Linked DNA regions of Homo sapiens: region 1 is linked to region 2. A link is a loop called in an ENCODE intact Hi-C map of the cell type or tissue named here. Cell type or tissue: Panc1. All regions are shown on one strand.

Region 1 (4,000 bases), 92 kb before region 2:
ATACTGGCAAGGCTGTGGAGAAAGAGGGATACTTATACACTGCTTGTGGGAATGTAAATTAGTCCAGACACTCGGGGGAGCAGTTTGGAGGTTTCTCAGAGAACTAAGAGTTAAACTATAATTGGATGCAGTGATTCCACTATCAGGTATGTACCCAAAGGAAACCAATCTGTGAATCTGGTCATTCTACCAAAAAGACACACGTACCCATACGTTCATCACAGTGCTATTCACAATAGCAAAGACATTTGCTAGATGCCAATCAACTCTGGATTGGATAAAGAATATGTGGTACATTTATACCATGGAATACTATGGAACCATAAAAAGAATGAAATCATGTTCTTTGCAGTAACATGGATGCAGCTGGAGGCCATTATCCTAAGTGAACTAATACAGAAACAGATAACCAAATACTGCATGTTCTCATTTATAAGTGGGAGCTGAACATCAAGTACACATGGACATAAAGATGAGAACAATAGACACTGGGAAATACAAGAGGAAGGAGAGAGAGAAGGAGTCAAGGGGCTGAAAAACTACCTACTGGGTGCTATGCTCACCACCTGGGAGACAGATTCATTCATACTATGAACCTCAGCAGCATGCAATATACCTGTGTAACAGTCCACATGTTCCCACTAAACCCATAATAAAAGCTGAAAAATAAATAATTTTTAAAAAACTGTCGTCTCTTTAAAAAATAAGCATCCTGATGCACTCTTCTGCTTATTTTGAGGATTGCACTAGATAACACATATAAAGCCCCTAGCAGAGAGCTTGGTATAGAGTGAGTGCTTAATAAATACTAGCTATTTCTATAAATAGAGCCTCACAATGTAGAGTGGTGGTACAGTGTTACAGCAGTGAAAAGCACATTCCAATGTCTGATTGGATAGGGTATGGCTTTTTTTTTTTTTGCATAGAAAGTGGTGAAAGAAAGCTGTGAATCTCTCTTTCAAATTTTCTTCAATAGAAATTCACTTATCACTAAGAAACACCTCATTTTAGTTCTGCAGCAGAATCGGGTCTGAGAGATGTTTGCTCTAACAGGATATTACTGTCATTACTGAGATGTCAGAACACTCTGAATTGGAAAAACGCTCTAGAAGTGTGAGTGAATGAAAGAAAAAGAACTCAGAATTTTCCCCTTTTTGGCTTTCATTTACTTTCTTTTTATCCAATCTGATATGCTGAAATGACAATTTTGATTAATATATCTTACTTACTATGTTCTGGCGGTGAGAGAGAGAGAAAGAAAGATAAAGAGAGAGACAGATATAGAGACAAAGATAGATAATCTAAATGTAGCCACTTCCAATCTGCCTCAGATACCAGGGATGCCTCTATTATATTGTTGTTTCTGTTGTCTCTACCTCTTTTGATAGAAAATGGCCAATCTCTTTTTGATTTGTGGATTTATTCTATATCATCAGTGTGCATTGTAATGTAAGCACTCTGTATGAGATTCCTATATTACCAGCGAATTTTACACTTCTTGAAGCAGGGGTGAACATTGGGAATGGTAACTGTATTGGAAGTCAGAAATTTCTGATTTTGCATATCTGAAAATATCTAGCTGTATGTCCTTAAGGAATATCATTTACATTGAGACTCTTGAATTTATGTTTACTAATTTAATTTTCAAAATTGCATTTCAAAGAAGATGTTATAATGTTATAATCCCCATTTAACAGATAATGAAACTGAAACTCAGATGCGCTAGGTGATTTGTTCGAAGTCACGTAGTCTCTGAGTGGCAAACGAGGTATTGGTGTCTATGTCTAAGGCCACAGTCAGGTATTCTCTTGACAAACTGTGCTACTGCTCCCCTCCACTTAATTTCTCTTAAATTAAACAAAAAGGAGTAGGCTAAATGAACGCTAAAGTCTCTTTTTAAACTACAATTTATGATTCGTATTCATAAAATTTGGTTATATTGACTTCTCTGAGAACCTTAGAAGAAGGGGCTTTGCAAAACAATGGAGGAATAGGATAGAAAATCTAGAACATTTGAAACTTACCACAATTTGACCTTGGCAACGATTTGTTGACTGTGATCCCAAAAGCATAGGCAAGGAAAGCAAACATAAATGGGATAGTATCAAACAAAAAAAATCAACACAGTAAGGAAAATAATCAACAGAGTGAAGAGGCAAACTAAAGAAATGAGAGAAAATATTGGCAAACCTAAGATGTTTATATCCAAAATATAAAAGAAAATCAATGCTCCTTTTTTTTTCTTGAGATGGGGTCTTGCTCCGTCGCCCAGGCTGGAGTGCAGTGGCATGAACTCGGCTCACTGCAAGCTCTGGCTCCTGGGTTCAGGCCATTCTCCTGCCTCAGCCTTTCGAGTAGCTGGGACCACAGGCGCCCTCCACCACGCCTGGCTAATTTTTTTGTATTTTTAGTAGAGATGGGGTTTCACCCTGTTAGTCGGGATAGTCTCGATCTCCTGACCTCGTGATCCACCCGCCTCAGCCTCCCAAAGTGCTGGGATTACAGGCGTGAACCACCGCGCCCGGCCAATGCTCCTTTTTTTTTGGCTAAGATCAAGTGAAAAACATATAAGAAACTAAAAAAAAAACAAACAAAAAAAAAAAACAAAAAAAAACACACCTCAATAGCAAGAAAACAAATAAGTTGATTAATAAATGGACTAAGGGGCGGGGCATGGTAGCTCAAGCCTGTAATCCCAGCACTTTGGGAGGTCAGGAGTTTGAGACCAGCCTGGCCAACATGGTTGAAACTCGTCTTTACTAAAAATACAAAAAACAAAAACAAAAACAAAAATTAGCTGGGCATGGTTGTGCATGCCTATGATCCCAGCTACTCAGGAGGTTGAGGCAGGGGAATCCCTTGAACCCAGAAGGTGGAGGTTGCAGTGAGCCAAGATCGTGCCACTGTACTCCAGCCTGGGTGACAGAGTGAGACTCCATCTCAAAAAAAAAAAAAAAAAAAAGGGGGGACTAAGGACCTAAATAGACCTATCTCAAAAAAAAAAAAAAAAACATTGAAATGACCAAGAGGTCTATGAAAAAATGCTCAGCTTCACTAATTATTAGAGAAATGCAAATTAAAGCCACTGTGAGATATCACCTTGCAACTGTTAGAATAGCTGTTATCAAAAAAACGAAAGATAAGAAGTGTTGGCAAGGATGTGGAGAAGGTGGAACTCTTGCTCACTGATGGTGTGAATATAAATTAGCACAGCTATTACGGAAAATGCTATGGAGATGCCTCAAAAAATTAAAAATAAAACTACCGTATGATACAGCAAGTCTCCTTATATATATATATAATATGTATAAAATATATTTTAATATATAATTGTGTGTGTGTGTATATATATTTTTATATATTATATATATATATGTATATCCCCAAAGGGAACGAAATCAGCATGCTGAAGAGACATCTGTATTCCCATGTTCATTGTGGCAATATTCATGACTACAATGATATGAAATAAATGTGTGCCCATAAAGAGACAAATGATTAAAGAAAATGTGTACACAATGAAATATTATTCAGCCTGAAGAAAAGGAAATCCTGTCATTTTCAATAACATGGATAAACCTGCAAGACACGATGCTAAGTGAAATAAACCAGGCACAGAAAGAAAAATACCGCATGATCTTACATATATGTGAAATCTAAAATAGTCATACTCATAGAAACAGAGAGTAGTGTTGTGATTACCAGGGACTGGGGGCTCGGGGGGTTGGTTGGTCAGCTGTTGGTGAAAGAGTATAAAGTTTCAATTAGAAGGAATTACTTCTAGAAATATATTGTACAGCATGATTACTATAGTAAATAATAAGGTACTGTATACTTAAAAATTGCAAAGAGAGTAGGTTTTAAATGTTATCAATAAACAAATAATTATGTAAGGTGATGAATATCTTAATTAGCTTGATTTAGTCACTCCACAATGTATACACATATATCAAAATGTCACATTTTATCCCATAAATATATACAATAAAATAAATAAAGA
Region 2 (4,000 bases):
CTTTACTAAATAATTTGTCTTACAGTTTTTAGGGGTAGCTTTCACGTAAAATTCTTCAGTAGCTGATACTCAGCACCTACAAGTTTCCACGCACCCCAAGTGCCTAGCTTTCTAAGTTAATTTTAGCTTTGAATGTATATTTGAATTTGCTTTCAATTCCTGAGATTCCATGTTATTCTCACCAAGCAATGCTTTGATGCTTTATCACATGTCATTTTCTCTGCCTGAAAAAGTATTTCATCCTCTTTGATCCTGTCCCATTACTAGCCACTCAGAAAATTTATATTCCATCAGGGATCACTTTTCTACTATTTCCCATTGCACTTTTTATGTATCTTCTTCATGGCAAGAATGCTGCTTCTGTATTTTGTATGTACATATGTTTTTCCACTTGACGATTAGTTACTTGAGTAAAGGACACGACCACATTTGAATAGTTTTACATTTTATTTTTTAAACTAGCCAAACTCGTCCATATTTCAGGAGCTCCTGGCAAAGACAGCTAGTAACCTAGTGAACATCTATTATCTTTGCTAGACTACAAATACTACTTTGACCCGTTACTGCTAGAAATAAAGGCTAAATTTTCAATCTTATTTGCGCTAGATGTGGTCAAATAAACATTAAGTATTGGGAGGGAATTCTGGGAAGGTTCTTTAAAGGGATCTTAGTCAACTGGAAGGAGCACCATTTTTACTCTTCTGCCCTGCTTAAAAATTAAACTGTTATGTCAGATGTGATGACCAGAGCCTTAGCCATTATCCTGACTTTGAGAATGGATGCCACATTGTAAGACGGTGAGGCACCCTGTTAGATCAAAGAGCCAGATCCACAATACCATAAAGCTAATGTAGCAAACTGGAGAGGGCTACTTTACATGAGACATTAAATATTTGAATATTAAGGCCATTATATTTTGGTACTCTGTTACTCTGTCAAATGCAATCTCTACCTTACACAGAGCTAAGTTAAAAACCAAAAGAAACAGAAATGTTAAATATAACATTCATTATTTTGTGGGCAAGATAAAAGAAAAAGGCATTGTAACAGTAAAGGCACTTTTAGTACTTACTCATCACCTGGTTTTTTGAAAATACAATAAAAATTTAACAAAATAACCATAAAAGTATTTTAACATGGCAACATTATGATTCATGTGCTGTCATTTGACAATGTGGACTTTGGACTTTTAGATATGATCTCCTTTGGCTTTCAGAAGACTATCATCACTAGCAACAACTTCTATTTTTGTTACTTTTTCTTAGTATTTTTTGTATTCTCTTCCTCCATATGCCTTCAAATGTCATTATCCATTAGAGTTTTATTTCTGACCTTTTCTCTGCTCATTTGTTATACTCTTCCTAGGTGTGCTCTTCAGCTGACAGAATATCAAGTGCTAAATTTATGGACTTATGGGTCAAGACCTAAACCCACATTTGTAACTCTTTAATGAATATCTCCGTTCTTATGTCTCGTAGGACCTTGCAGAATCACCAGGTGTAAAGGACTTGTTTATTTCTACTTTCATTCTCTGTCCCAGCTCTCTTAGTCACTCCTCCTGTAGTTTCCTCTATCTTGACTATTTGTACCACTGTCCTTCTCTAAATTAGAATCTTCATCTCCAATTTCTTTCTCCCATCCATGACTATCAGTCACTAATGATGACCTCAGAAATGGAGGCTGGATTCATTATTTCCTCCCTATCTAATGGGCTTTGGTATTCGATTACTCATCACTGCAGCAGCCTCATAACTTCCTGACACATATTTCTCATTCTCCTGGCTAATTCCCCACTCATAACTCATGACGCCACTGCTAATTGTTTTCAAAAATATACCAAAAAAATTGAAATTTGATCCTGTTTATTGGTTCCTCATTGTCTACAAGCCACTGTTCCGATTCTTTGTCACAGAAAGTCTACCACAATCTATCTTCAGCTATAGGTTCTATGCCCCAGCCTATCTGAACTTCCTCAATACTCTATGACCTTTCATTCCTTTCTGGACTGTGCTCTTGCCTCTGTCTAAAAGATTCTTTTTTTAAATTTTCTTTTAAATTTCTTTTTGATCACTTTAGTAATTCCAAATTCATATTAAAATTTGCTTTCTTTGCAAAGCCTTAGTCAGTTCTCCAAGAAAGTTAGTGATTTTGTTATATATGATATTATAAACTCTAAAACAGCACTTACTTCCCTATAGAATACACCTTATAAACTATGACTTTACCAATTTGGCTCCCATACTGTACTTGAGACTCTTGAGGGCATGGGCATCTTAAAAAGTATTATTCCTTATAATTCCCTAAGATTTAAAAGAAGATGCTCAACATGTAAAAAGATAATCTTTTCTATACAGGGGATACGATATAAGTGAAAAACATGGCCAGTCTAAAGATTTACAAGACACGCACTCAGCAGTGGTGTACAAGGATATAAATTGTCTTTAAAGCTTATTTTAGCAGGTTTTTGCTGGTCAACTAGGATATGCCAAGAACACGTTAGTAAAGATGTACTGCAACTTTTAAACAGATCTGTAGAGACTACCTAGAACCTTTATTAAAGCAAACTCATTCGGCTTATCTCAGTTTAATGACTACATGACTTAGCTTACTGCTCTTAAAACAAACACATCAAAGAAAATTTTACCTATAGGTCAAATTTCCATGATTAGTGCAACATTTTACTGTCCATAAAATTTAAAATGTGTCTTTTCATCTTAAGTTTTAAAGTTTGAAGAGGCTAATCTGTGACTTTCACTTTTATCTGCACTGATTGTATTACTCCTGAAAAAGACTACATTTTTAGCTTTGAAGTCTAGAGTCCTGATTTAGCCAAAGAAGAGGATAAGAGAAACAGCATTTGTGGGGTTTTCATTTACAGAACAACCTGACCTGATTTTGAAGCTGAGTTAGTGGGAGAAGATATTTTTCAATCTCTGTTAATACATACCATTTGTATGACTAGCCATTGTCCCCCTAAAAATGAAACTGACAAAAATTTTCCAAAGATTAATAGCAGTCATCCACACTTATCTTCTCAATCAAACCAAGCATCTGAGATAGATTCTTTTTTAAAAAAACCACCATTAGCAAGCCTTTATCTCCCACTTCTCAAATCAGTCACTTCTCTATAAAATAAAATGATTTCCTCAACAACAACCCCTGACATTCCTTCTTTAAAGAAAGTTTGTGACATTAAAATGAATTCAAGTAAGGAATCAAAATGGGCTATAATATTCCTTCAAATATGAAAATATACTAGCTTTTGAGCTAGATAATAAGATCTTTCCAGGAAACATTGCATTTTACAAGTAGATAGATACCTTTGGTCCTTAATAGTTGCCTTTACTACATAAAGGTTTTCTATTTCTCTTTTTAAAAAAGTACTACTATATATACACATCCTTACAATAGTAGATGAGAAGCAAAACAATCATGTATCTAACAGCTGTTCATAATATGTAATATCACAGATTTCTGCTCCATAAATTGAAAAAATAAAATTATTCAAATGTTTGAAAAACATAATACAACAGTTGCAATACCCAGTCCTAATTATAATTCTCATTTATGAATTATATCTTAGTAATATTTTCTTTTGATTATGTAATAGTGTGTACTATGAGTGTCAAGACAATCTTCAGCTGCATGTTTTAAGAATTAGCATTTTAGAAAAACATCTATAGTTTTAGTTTAGAAATTGTACTTACATGTACAAGCATATAAATGATAATGTTCAGCAAATGCAAAAAAATACCATAATGTATATGGTTATATCTTAATTTTATATTTTATTTTTACTAATATAAAATTATACTTTTTTGCTTTAAATATTTTGAATTGCATTTTGTCTTATATGAATACTGTGAGTCTTCCTTAATAAATAAAACTTTACATCATAATGGACTAAATATACAAATCAACAATGATCCAACCGTAATAAAAATACAATTCTGACCCATGACTTGAAGCAACCAGCTCAGTAGACAAAGCACTATCCACA

The links. Peaks named below come from ENCODE experiments on the same cell type or tissue, not always from the same donor. Only the 100,000 strongest peaks of a DNase experiment are listed, where the experiment ranks them.
Region 1: a loop joins it to region 2, with 1.9 times the contacts of the local background. A loop is called at or near these places in 1 of 110 quality-filtered maps.

The regions. Positions count from the first base shown.
Region 1 is chr2:57,463,021-57,467,020 of GRCh38, reverse strand. No RefSeq gene overlaps it. Among named protein-coding and RNA genes, the nearest start is that of VRK2, 580 kb to the left of the region's middle. In Panc1, no CTCF peak of the experiment used is centred here; no DNase peak of the experiment used is centred here; H3K4me3 peaks cover 436 bases.
Region 2 is chr2:57,371,449-57,375,448 of GRCh38, reverse strand. No RefSeq gene overlaps it. Among named protein-coding and RNA genes, the nearest start is that of VRK2, 670 kb to the left of the region's middle. In Panc1, no CTCF peak of the experiment used is centred here; a DNase peak (open chromatin) is centred at 1,954.